2 separate regions of the Homo sapiens genome follow, and region 1 is linked to region 2. The links are chromatin contacts, found by Hi-C or POLR2A ChIA-PET in ENCODE. All regions are on one chromosome and are shown on one strand. The core of a region is the stretch at or near the end of the contact, and the rest is flanking DNA. Distances in the headings are between cores, read along the strand shown.

Region 1 (5,785 bases), core at 129-2,628, 420 kb after region 2:
AGGTTACCAGGACGTAGGCAAGGGGTTCGGGCTGCCTGGCTCTTGAGGATGGTAGCAGTGCAGCTGATGTGAGTGCTTTCTGCCCTCTGGTGGTGACCGCGCCGGAGTCACCAGCCCTGCCATAGCCCTGATGGGGCAGAGGGTTCTGAGTACGGTGGATGGAGGTGCTTTCTGGAAGATTCTCAGGAGTAACATGGGCAGTGTGTTGGAATGTGCTAGAGGATTTATGCAGTAGCCTTTTAAAAGAATGCTTTTTAGCATTTGCAAGCCTGACATTAAGAGTGACTTCTGGGAAACTATTTGCTTGTTGAGGGAAACTGAATTTCAACAGAGCAGAAGAGCTGTGCGCTTTTTGCTTGGCAGAGTGAATACAGCCAGCTCAGAGGTTTTGATGTTAGGATCTGTTTGCTCCAACAGACTTTGTTTTTAAAAGGCTTTTCTCAGCCATAGCTGTCTGTTCTAGCACAAGGCTGGAATGAGTTCCTTGTGAAAGAGGTGAGCAGGTGTGAGGGAGGGTGTCAGTGGGCGGTAACCCACACCTTCAAGGATTAAAGGAAAACTTGCATTTGGCATGCTTGCTTCTTATTCAATTTTAAAATACATTTTAACGGCCGGGCACGGTGGCTAACACCTGTAATCCCAGCACTTTGAGGGGCTGAGGTGGGTGGTTCACGAGGCCAGGGGTTCAAGACCAGCCTGGCCAAGATGGTGAAACCCCATCTCTACTAAAAATACAAAAAAAAAAAAAATTAGCCGGGCGTGGTGGCGGGCACCTGTAATCCCAGCTACTCGGGAGGCTGAGGCAGAGAATTGCTTGAACCCAGGAGGCGGAGGTTGCATTGAGCCGAGATCATGCCACTGCATTCCAGCCTGGGCGGCAGAGCAAGACTCTGTCTCAAAATAATAATAATAATTTTTTAAAAATACATTTTAAGTCCTTTTCTTCCCCACCTGCCTCCACCCACCAAATAGAAGAGGTATTTCTTCTTCTTTAATGTCATTAAGGTTATATGGATACCATTTTCTAGAGAGGAAAGAATGATGGAATTGCCTAGTGTGAGTCTAGCAATTATCCTAACATACACAAATTTCTCCTTGTTCTGTGCCAAGATACTGTATTTAATATTTAATGAACATTAAATATTATTTACTAGTGTATTTAATGGCTGAGGCAGGGTTAAATATGTATTATTTTCATCCCAGCAGAGTTGGGGGAGGTCCTAGTAACTATGCCATGAGCTCTGTGAGGGTGAGGTGGTGTCTTTGCCCCCGCCTCCCTGGCACAGTGACTGGCACATGATTGGCATAGTGTGGACATTCGTCAAGTGAAGGAAGGCATCATGAGCAGATCTCTGGCCTGAATCCTTCTGCCATCAGCTGCTCGCCAGGTGGCCCTGGCACTGGGCCACAGGGAAACTCTCCAGGCTGGTATGGTTCCTGTCTGTGGCTGTCTTCCCGGGCCCATGTTAGGAGACTTTCACTTCCAGAGCCCTTTCCCTCTCAGGGCCTTGCTTACCAAGTGACTGGTTCCCATTTACTAGGAGCTCTTAGGTCATTGAAGATGTTGCGTACTCCCCCCAGTGAGGGCTGCCTTTTGATCACAGCCGCCAGAAGCCTCAAGGAAGGAGCAGAGCTGGAAACAGACGCCAGGCCATTGCTTCTGTTCCTCTGGGGCAGACCCAGCCACGGAAGAGACATTCTGGGACAAGGGCTGGGGTCCACCTTTCAAACGTGTCTGCAGCAGGCTCTCAGCATGGACTCTCTGCCTCCAAACATCCACCTCCTCATCGGAAAATGGATGGGAGTGCCTGCCTGGAGCAGCTGGTGGGAGAGCGCAGCGCCAGCACGTAGGACACACTCGGTTCATGGGCTGATGCCGTTCGCATTGACTGCCTCTTCAGCTGGGTGTTGAGCCACACCTTGGAGTCACCAGTCTTTGGAGACCAAGTCTGCTACTTTTTTCTCTAAAGTGACAATCCTCTGAAACCTCCAGATCATCTTGAAGCCCCCGTCTGAAAGTTGCCCAGAGCCAGTGCCTCACCTGCTGTTCCTTGTTCACTTTTTCACGGGAGGCCTTGCAGGGCTTTATGACAAGATTTTATGGGTGGCTGCCCAGCATCATTGTGACTCGTGAGACAGAGAGAAACCAGTTGTAACCATGTAGACAGTGGAAGTGATAGGGAGAAAAGAGGTGAGGGGACTCTTCAATCCGAAGGGAAATGAAGTCTAAGCAGGCGCACCCTGCAGGTTCAGTGTCAAGCCCAGGGCCTGGCCCCAGGGTGTGGTATTTGTTGACTGGGTGTGTGGACCCTGGGAGAAAGTCTGAGAATGAATGTTCCTCTTAGAGGTAGAGAGTGGAAGGTGACTCTGTGTGTACTTGGAATTAGTGATTTCTGTACAGATGATTCTTTTAGAATCATCATGAGTATTTTTCTCTTTCAGACCCAAGAAACTCGAGAGATCTTACATTTCCACTATACCACATGGCCTGACTTTGGAGTCCCTGAATCACCAGCCTCATTCTTGAACTTTCTTTTCAAAGTCCGAGAGTCAGGGTCACTCAGCCCGGAGCACGGGCCCGTTGTGGTGCACTGCAGTGCAGGCATCGGCAGGTCTGGAACCTTCTGTCTGGCTGATACCTGCCTCTTGCTGGTAAGGAGGCCCTCGCGGGTGCCCTGGGGAGCTCCTCTACCTGCTCTGCTGTGATGTTTTTTCCTAAGTAGAAACTGAAGCGCTCCTCTTCCAAAATACAGAGACTCACTGTGTTAGTCTGTTTTTGCGTTACTAATAAAGGCGTACCTGAGACTCGGTAATTTGTAAAGAAAAGAGGTTTAACTGGCTCCCGGTTCTGCAGGCTGTACAAGCATGGCACCAGCATCTGCTCGGCTCCTGGGGAGGCCTCAGGGAGCTTCCAGTCATGGTGGAAGGTGAAGGGGAGCAGGAGCAAGAGATGGGGGAGGTCCCAGACTCTTAACCAGCTCTCTTGTGAATGCATTGCCTCAGGGAGGGCACCAAGCCTTTCATGAGGGACCTGTCCCCCTGACCCAGACACCTCCCACCCAGCCCCACCTCCAACACTAGGGATCACATTTCAGCATGAGATTGGGAGGGGACAGACATCTAACGGTGTTATTAACGTTGCCCTTGAGAATTGGACCTGGCTGACTTATATCTCCTCTCTGGCTTTCAGATGGACAAGAGGAAAGACCCTTCTTCCGTTGATATCAAGAAAGTGCTGTTAGAAATGAGGAAGTTTCGGATGGGGCTGATCCAGACAGCCGACCAGCTGCGCTTCTCCTACCTGGCTGTGATCGAAGGTGCCAAATTCATCATGGGGGACTCTTCCGTGCAGGTCAGCATTGCCTTTGTTTGAATCCAGGTGTGACCATTTTAACTTTTTTGTCTTTGAAGGAGGCTGTCAGTTGTAAAAGTTCAAACACCGTCTGGTGTCAGGGGAAATAGCTACCCTTCATGTTTAAAATAGCTAGAAAGTTGTCAAAATGTTCACCATGTTGCACTTTGTGCCTTTGAAGTGCTCACATAGAGAGCATTGATAGGAAGACGAGACTTTATTTTCAAAAGATTTCATCTTCCAAGTACATGGCTGCAGCCCTGAGAGGCCGAGAGCCCCTCGCCAAGCCGTCACCTCTGCTCATGCAAAGGGATTTCCTGACAAACCAGCCGAAGTGAACACTAATAGGACTTCCTCTTGCTGCTCTTTCAAGGATCAGTGGAAGGAGCTTTCCCACGAGGACCTGGAGCCCCCACCCGAGCATATCCCCCCACCTCCCCGGCCACCCAAACGAATCCTGGAGCCACACAATGGGAAATGCAGGGAGTTCTTCCCAAATCACCAGTGGGTGAAGGAAGAGACCCAGGAGGATAAAGACTGCCCCATCAAGGAAGAAAAAGGAAGCCCCTTAAATGCCGCACCCTACGGCATCGAAAGGTAATATGATTGGGTCCCAGCTTGTTGGGGTGAGGGGAAATGACTTTCTGTTCTAGAAACACACGCTGGTACTGAAACCCTGTGGATGCAGCCTCCTGTTGGCAAGCAGCGCTTCCGCATCCTTGGGGAACAGGGCGCGTGGACCACAGCCACTCCACTCCTGGCTGCTGGAGGTCCGGTATTGGGCACAGGGTGGCCGCAGGACATGAGCCACTTCTGTGGGCTTCTAGTGCCACCTTGTGGTGCTTGTTGGAATGAGGGGCTCGGAGCCACCGAGTAGGGTTTTTCTGCCCCCCCTGACGACAGCGCCCTCCCCCAGGTTTCCGGACAGTCCTGAAATGTGATGTCCAGGCTTGAGTGCCCTCAGTCCCCACAGTGGTCCTTTGGGGAATGTAACCTTTTTTATGTGGTCTTGATTAAATCCCATTTTACTTCCTTGCAGGTTAACAACCATTATTGAGTACCTATTGATATGTGTGGTGTACTGAGTTAACTAGAACATGTCCCCTGGTCTGTGTTCTAGACCATCTTGCTGGGAAAAAGGCAGACCCAAAGCATATTTTGGTGGGGGCCCATGGACAGTGATGTGATAGAGGTGTCCGCTGAGGTGGTCAGGGAAGGCTGCTTGCAGTAGGTGGCCGTGCACGGAAAGTTTGCAGAATGAGCAGGTGTTAGTTCCAGCTGGAGATGACTGCCGGCTGTGCCCTTGGTACCTGCTTTCTGGAGGGAAGTTTTAAGACGTGTGCATACTTGACCCAGCAGTTGTATACATGGAGAAATTTACTTTGCAGCAACTCTCAAAACAAGCGTGTAAAGATGTGTATAGGTAGTTGTGTTTGTTGTGGCATTGTTTGTAGTAGTGAAAAATTAGAGACAGGCCAATGATATAACCAGGGACCTGATCAATTATGTTCTCTCCCGGTGTTGGGATATTCTGTAGCTCTTAAAGAATGAGATCTGGGTGTACTGATGTGGCCAGACATTGCAATTGCAGTACATGAGAAGGCAAATCATACAGTAGTGTGTACACCAGTGAGTCCTCCAGCCAGATAAATCCTCACAGTGACCAGTCGCCCAGGCACCTTGTGAACCCTACCCTGGGTGTGGGTGCTATCTGAAGTACCTGGGGGAGGGGGTGACAAGTGGACTTCAGGCTGATGTGGGCCCTGGCCTGGCCCTCCCTCCAAGCAGAGGGGGCTGGCTCGCTGGAAGGTTAACATCATCCAACTCTGTCTACACGTGGCTTGTTTTTTCCTAGAATTCCTGCCACAATAGCAGCATCCTTGCCATTCATTTTCTCCAAAGTGAGTAACCCATCTCTGCCCTCTGATTCCTCAGCATGAGTCAAGACACTGAAGTTAGAAGTCGGGTCGTGGGGGGAAGTCTTCGAGGTGCCCAGGCTGCCTCCCCAGCCAAAGGGGAGCCGTCACTGCCCGAGAAGGACGAGGACCATGCACTGAGTTACTGGAAGCCCTTCCTGGTCAACATGTGCGTGGCTACGGTCCTCACGGCCGGCGCTTACCTCTGCTACAGGGTATGTTTCCACTGACAGACGCGCTGGCGAGATGCTCGTGTGCAGAGAGCACTGGCCGCTAGCCCGATGGTAGGATTCAGTTCTGTGGTGCATCTGAGCCAGTCTCAGAAGAAACAGATCAAAGGTTTTTAAAGTCTGGAACTGTGGAAGGGCTAACAAGAGAATTAAGGATCGATGCACTGGGGTTTTAAGGAGCCCTCTGGTCCCAAGAATATAAGAGTCTAATCTCAGGGCCTTAACCTATTCAGGAGTAAGTAGAGAAAATGCCAAATACGTCTGTTTCTCTCTCTCTTTTTTTTTTT
Region 2 (6,725 bases), core at 1,407-3,906:
TCAATATGCACTGAGCCTGGTCTCTCACTTTTTCAGGCCCAGAGAGGTCAAATACTTCCCCAAGATCACACAGTGAGCAGATAGAAGCAGAGAGGCCAGTGGAAAGGAAGTTGGAGAAACCAGTTTGGCAAGTCTCCTCCCCTACCTCCAGGTCTGGAGGAGATAAAGGGCCTTGATTGCAGATTTGGGGCACCAGGCTGTCTGCAGACTCTGATTCAGGCATGGCTGTTCTTCAGAGAGTGAAGGGCACTTGGGGAAACCAGAAATGGACAAATATGCAATTGATCGTGGTGGAGTGGGGAAACAGCAATCCCTGGGGAGGCTCAGAATGCCTGGGAATGATTTGGGCTGTCTGAAAGTAGGTAGGGTTCACAGGAGCAGGCAGAGCTGGACACTAAAGAGGGAGGCCCTTGAATCCTTATCCCCAATTCCCAGGTGGGGAGTTTGAGGACCAGAGAGGTGAGGCGGATCCCCCACAGCAAAGGTCAGACTACTGTTAACAACAGGGAGGCGCCAGGCACAGTGGCTCACGCCTGTAATCCCAGCACTGTGGGAGGCCGAGGTGGGCGGATCACAAGGTCAAGAGATCGAGACCACCCTGGCTAACACAGTGAAACCCCATCTCTACTGAAAATACAGAAAATTAGCCGGGCATGGTGGCGGGCGCCTGTAGTCCCAGCTACTCAGGAGGCTGAGGCAGGAGAATGGCGTGAACCCGGGAGGAGGAGCTTGCAGTGAGCCGAGATCACGCCACTGCACTCCAGCCTGGGCAACAGAGTGAGACTCCATCTCAAAACAAATAAAACAAAACAAAACAAAAAACAACAAAAAAACCCACACAACAACAGGGAGTGCCTACTGAATGCCAGTGGACGATCTCATTTCCACTTCCTAACACGAAGGGGCAGATAAACTTTAACTTGCAAGGAAACCAAGGGGAAACAGAGACGGAAAGTGGCTTGGACCAGGTCATACAGCTGAATAACAGAGTCAGGATGTTAACCCTGGCCTACCCCCAGGAGAGCAGGAGGTTTTAAGTCCATAGGCTGGGTGTCTTGGGTATAGGCCTGAAGAAACCATAGCGGCATGGACCAGGTGCCCAAGTCAGGTGTGAAAAATCACATACAGAGAATGGAGTGGTCTAGGACCCAGTGAGGAAATGCAAATGGTCCGTGGCCATGCCGCCTTTTAAGGAAGAGACGGCATGGAACCCAGGCCAGTGAGGGCAGAAAGCTAAGGTGCTAGTGACCCCAGGCCCACTCCAGGCAAGGGCTGCATGTGGTGCTTGGTGGCTGCCCCACAGAAAAAGGAAGGATGTCAGGATATTTGACAAACAAAGCTTCATTCCATGGTGACACCCAGGTAGAGGTGCCTCCCAGTCACCTGAACCAGGAGTTCTCAAAGGCACTTCCTTAACTCCTGGGGATATAGGGCCCTCCTGAGGCCAAACAGTAAAATTCCTAGGGCTCACGTAGGAGTCACAAAAGTGGGTGTAGGGGGGGTGCTTGCTGGAGCATATACAGTGAGCAAAGCAGGAAGAAGCTAGGGAGAAACCGTGGCCTGAGGGAAAGGGACAGAGAGGGAGAGGTGAACTCCAACTTATGATCTGGTCTGGGGAATATGGGGGTTCCAGTCCCAAGTCCTAAGGAAGGGGCCAATACATGGATGTGAGGGAGGGGCAAGAGCTAGAGTTGGGGCTTATGTACAGGGGAGCTTACAGTGGGGTACATTCAGTCCCCTCACTGCCTGGGATCCAGGAATATGGGGCAAGGACTGATGCTCACCACTGGAGGGTTGGGGAGAGGATATCGGTCTGTAGCCACTGAAGCTATCACTAGGATGGGGTTTTGGGGGAAGGGTGTGGGGGGTACCGTGCAGCTGGAAGCCCCTGAGTTAGGGTTCCCTGGGCAGAGGGGCTGACATTCCCAGGTTAGGGAGGTGAGGTCATTGTTTGCAGCCCAGGGCCTGGGCTAGGGCACAGAGGAGGTACTAGGATGTAGATTCCAGATCTGGGGAACCCAGGATGAGGTGTGACTTTTAGGGGCCTGAGGGCAGTGCTTACAGCTGAAGGGCAGCTTTGGGCTTGGACCGGGTCCTGGGGGGATGAGGGGGTGGGGTTCTAAGTCTAGGAGCACTCTTCACAACCGAGAATGCCCCGGGGCTAGGATTCCGTATCTGCGGGTCCGATGGGAGCTCCGTTTGTCGCCCAGGGAGCTCATGGTAATTTCTTGATCTGGGGAGTGTCTCTGCAGCCAGGAAACCCCGGGGCCAAGGTTCTGGCTTGGGTTCGGAAGGGACACTGGGGTGGGGTCCCCGAACTTGCTATTTGCAAGTTAGACACCCGGGCTGGAGTTCCGCATCTGGGCCCGAGGTTGGGACTCCAGTCTGGGGTCGCTGTCCGCAGCCGGGGCTGGTGACCGCAGGCCTGGAGGGGGGCCCAGAGGTCTTACCTGGCGAGTAGAGCGCAGCCAGCTCGCGGGCCCCGGCGTGCTGCGCGCCCCAGCGGCAACAAGACGCCTCGTCCTCGTCCAGCTCCAGCTGCTGGCCCGGCCAGTTCTCGGCGCCCGCCATGGCCACTCGCCCGATCGGCCCGGTGCGCTCTGCTGGCGGCGGCGGCGGCAGGGCCGCGGAACCGCGGCGAGATCACGCCGCCCAATGACCGCCCAGCGCCGGGCGCGGCGGCGGCGCGGGCGGGGTCCTCGCCCGGCCGCGCGTCACAGCCAATCGGGGCTCGCGCCGGAGCCGCGCAGGCCAATCGGACGTCGCTGAGCCGCAGCCAACCGCCGCGAGCCGGAGGCTGGGACGCAGCTGGACGCAGCTGGGCGCGGAAGCTTGGGGCGGAGGCGCGTGCCCGCCTTCCCAGCTCAGCCCCGGCAGGGCTCCCGGCTCCAGCCCACTGGGAGCTCGCGGCGCGTCGCCGCCCAGCTAGGCTTCGGTTCACGGGCCCATGCAATGGGCCGAGGCAGGGCCCAGAAATGGGCATTTCTTGAGCCGGCAGCGTTAAGCGCCCACTGTGTGCAAGGAACGCGAGGGCAGGGCGCCGGGCTGGGGCCGAGGCCAGGAAGCATTTGGCGGGTGCTCTGTACGATGCTCCCTAGCGAGGCCGATGGAGAGTGGGCTGGTTTATCAAGCCCTACTGTGTGCAGAGGTTTCGGGTGCCATGTGTTCATCAGCTGTGTGCCAGCTCTGTGCTGTGCGCCCAAAGAGGAGAAACGTCGAGCCTGCCCCGCATCCTCCCCAGCTCATGTTCTCCCGGTGGCGAGGACAGTAAACTAATGAAAATGACAACTAGGGTCACTATGAGATTTGCTGAGCGCTTAATATCTGTCAGGTGCTGGACCAAGAGCTAGACGAGCAACATTTATTTGACTCTTAAACACCAATGGTATTGCCTCCTCAGAGAGCCCCACCACCACCACCCTGCTCAAAGGTGCCCCCTCCTCCAGTCACTGTGACATCACCCTGTTTTGTCTTCACAGCGCTTCTGGTGGGGATTGAGCTTGCAGTCCCTGTCTCTCCTATCAGAGAGCAAGCTCCTGAGGGCAGAGAACAGCTTTGTTTACAGCAGGGCCCCCGTGCCAGGATCGGGGCTGGAACATGGTAGAAGCTCAATAAATGCTTGATGAATGAATTAAGGCTCAGCCAGATGCGTCTAATACTTCGGCAGATAAATGACAGCAGCAGGGATTTACCCCAGGTCTAACCGACAACAAAGTATGCAATAATTTCTCATAGAAATTCCATACAGGCAGCCGGGCGCGGTGGCTCACGCCGGTAATCCCAGCACTTTGGGAGGCCAAGGCGGGCGGATCATGAGGTCAGGAGATCGAGACCATCCTGGCTAACACGGTGAAACCCCGTCTCTACTAAAAATACAAAAAATTAGCTGGGCGCGGTGGCGGGCGCCTGTAGTCCCAGCTACTCGGGAGGCTGAGACAGGAGAATGGCGTGAACCCGGGAGGCGGAGCTTGCAGTGAGCCGAGATCGCGCCACTGCACTCCAGCCTGGGCGACAGAGGGAGACTCCGTCTCAAAAAAAAAAAAAAAAAATTCCATACAGGCTGGACGCGGTGGCTCAGGCCTGTAATCCCAGCACTTTGGGAGGCCGAGGCCAGTGGATCACCTAAGGCCAGGAGTTTGAGACCAGCCTGGACAACATGGTAAAACCTTGTCTCTACTAAAAATACAAAAATTAGGCAAGCTACTTATCCCAGATACTTGGAAGGCTGAGGCAGGAGAATCACTTGAACCTGGGAGGTGGAGGTTGCAGTGAGCCGAGATGGCGCCACTGCACTCCAACCTGGGTGACAAGAGTGAGACTTGGTCTCAAAAAAAAAAAAAATCCATACAGTGAGATCACATAGGAGCCTCCCTAGAGGCTGTGGAAGGTCCTGAAAGGTGCTGGGGGAGCAGAGAGGGAAGGTAAGATCCCCTTCCAGAATCCAGGTTCTCTGAGGGTTTAAGTCCTGGATTCCTGCACTACCAGTCACCCCAGGGCTGTTTCCTGAGTGTTCCTACCATAGACAGCCACTGTCCCCACCCAGGCCTATGCTCCCTCCGTTTCTTTCCCACACCTGCTCCCAGGAAGGAAAAGCCACCTTCCAGTGGCAGGGATGGGTTGCAACCCAAGTCCTGGTGAATTCCGGTGAAGCTGGCTGGTTTTGCATCAGTATTAACAGCACAGTTAATCCAACAGTTGGATTTTTTAACCCAGGAGCTTAAGGCTTGGGTGGGGGGCGGCGGACGGGGGGGGGGGGGCGCGGTTGGTGGCTTTGGTGGGGGCTGGATGTCAGATTTCAGGTAAATACCTTCTAAAGCTCTCTGCTCGTATCCCACAGCCTCCAAACAGGGTAGGGTGGCTGGTTACTGCTGCTGTCCAGAGACCCTCACAGTGGCCAGCACCAGATGGTTGATGGACAGACTGCCTGAGATAACTCATTCCTTCATTCATTCACTGAACATGTTTATTAAACACCAACCTGTCCCAGGGAAACAGCAGGGAATGTGACAGAATCCCTGCTTTCTTGGGAGGTGGGGGTGAAGGTTAGGGAAGTCCTGTTTAAGAAGGTGACATTGGATCCAAGACCTAAAGGATATGGGGGAGACAGTTACTTAAAATGAGCTGGGAAGTCCCTTCCCTGTGGGGTTTTGAGTAGAGGAATGACATGATCTGACTTTTTTTTTTTTTTTTTTTTTTTTTTGAGACGGAGTCTCGCTCTGTCGCCCAGGCCGGACTGCGGACTGCAGTGGCGCAATCTCGGCTCACTGCAAGCTCCGCTTCCCGGGTTCACGCCATTCTCCTGCCTCAGCCTCCCGAGTAGCTGGGACTACAGGCGCCCGCCACCGCGCCCGGCTAATTTTTTGTATTTTTAGTAGAGACGGGGTTTCACCTTGTTAGCCAGGATGGTCTCGATCTCCTGACCTCATGATCCACCCGCCTCGGCCTCCCAAAGTGCTGGGATTACAGGCGTGAGCCACCGCGCCCGGCCGACTTTTTTTTTTTTTTGAGACGGAGTCTCACTCTGTCGCCAGGCTGGAGTGCAGTGGCACAATCTCGTCTCACTGCAACCTCTGCCCCCCGGGTTCAAGCGATCCTCCTGCCTCAGCATCCTGAGTAGCTGGGACTACAGGCACGCGCCACCACACCCAGCTAATTTTTGTATTTTTAGTAGAGACCGGGTTTCACCGTGTTGGCCAGGATGGTCTCGGTCTCTTGACCTCGTGATCTGCCCACCTCAGCCTTCCAAAGTGCTGGGATTACAGGCGTGAGCCACCCCACCCGCCTTTTTTTTTTTTTTTTTTTTTTGAGACAGGGTCTCACTCTGTCACCTGGGCTGGAGTGCAGCAGTGGCACAATCTTGGCTCACTGCAGCCTTGACTTCCCAGGCTTAAGGGATTCTCCCACCTCAGTCTCCCAAGTAGCTGGGACTACAGGTGCTCGCCACCATGCCTGGCTAACTTTTGTATTGTTGGTAGAGATGGGGTTTTGCCATGTTGCCCAGGCTGGTCTCAAACTCCTGGGCTAAAGCCATCCTCCCACCTCAGCTTCCCAAAGTGCTGGGATTATAGGCATGAGCCACTGTGCCCAGCCTATATCTTTTGTTTCATGAGATATAAATCTTTTTTTTTTTTTTTTTGAGACAGAGTCTCGCTCTGTCACCCAGGCTGGAGTGCAGTGGCGTGATCTCGGCTCACTGCAAACTTTGCCTTCCGGTTTCAAGCGATTCTCCTGCCTCAGCCTCCTGAGTAGCTGAAATTACAGGCGCCCACAATCCCTGGCTGATTTTTGTATTTTTAGTAGAGATGGGGTTTCACCATGTTGGCCAGGCTGGTCTCGAACTCCTGACCTCGTGATCCGTCCGTGTTGGCCTCCCAAAGTGCTGAGATTACAGGCATGAGCCACCATGCCCCACCAAGAGATATAAATTTCATACCTTTTAAAGTATAAAGTGAACCATATTAAATTCCGTGGTTTTTAGTATATTCACACAGTTGTGTAATCATCACGACTATCTAGTTCCAGAACATTTTAAGTACCCCCAAAAGAAACCCCATATCCATTAGCAGTTACTCCCTCACTTCCCTCTTTCCCCAGCCCCTGGTAACCATTAATCTACTTTCTGCTTCTAAGGACTTGCTTCTACTGGACATTTCAATATAATGGAATCATATAATCTATAATTATATGAAGCCTTTTTTGTCTGGCTTCTTTCACTTAGCATAATG

The links. A loop is a pair of places that touch in the nucleus more often than their neighbours do. ChIA-PET counts read pairs that join two places held with the same protein, here RNA polymerase II (POLR2A). Pooled maps may share reads with other maps.
Region 1: a pooled map shows a loop between it and region 2 (2.0-fold over the local background). The contact joins the enhancer-like site here to the promoter of PEDS1 in region 2. A Hi-C loop is called at or near these places in 5 of 50 pooled maps. POLR2A ChIA-PET finds 5 or more read pairs at or near these places in 3 of 52 experiments (CD8-positive, alpha-beta memory T cell, GM12878 and activated CD4-positive, alpha-beta T cell).

Annotation. Positions count from the first base shown.
Region 1 is chr20:50,575,978-50,581,762 of GRCh38, forward strand. PTPN1 (protein tyrosine phosphatase non-receptor type 1) reads left to right here. Exons shown (of 10, transcript NM_002827.4): 6 at 2,443-2,652; 7 at 3,191-3,352; 8 at 3,726-3,949; 9 at 5,288-5,483. Among named protein-coding and RNA genes, the nearest start is that of MIR645, 6.9 kb to the right of the region's middle. Within about 2 kb of position 1,379, at least 14 of the 41 ENCODE cell types and tissues checked have a DNase peak (open chromatin) inside an H3K27ac peak, as active enhancers do.
Region 2 is chr20:50,151,067-50,157,791 of GRCh38, forward strand. PEDS1 (plasmanylethanolamine desaturase 1) reads right to left here and starts at 2,657. Exons shown (of 6, transcript NM_199129.4): 1 at 2,451-2,657. The coding sequence starts at 2,571. PEDS1-UBE2V1 (PEDS1-UBE2V1 readthrough) reads right to left here and starts at 2,657. Exons shown (of 8, transcript NM_199203.3): 1 at 2,451-2,657. The coding sequence starts at 2,571. RefSeq lists a silencer at 2,411-3,090.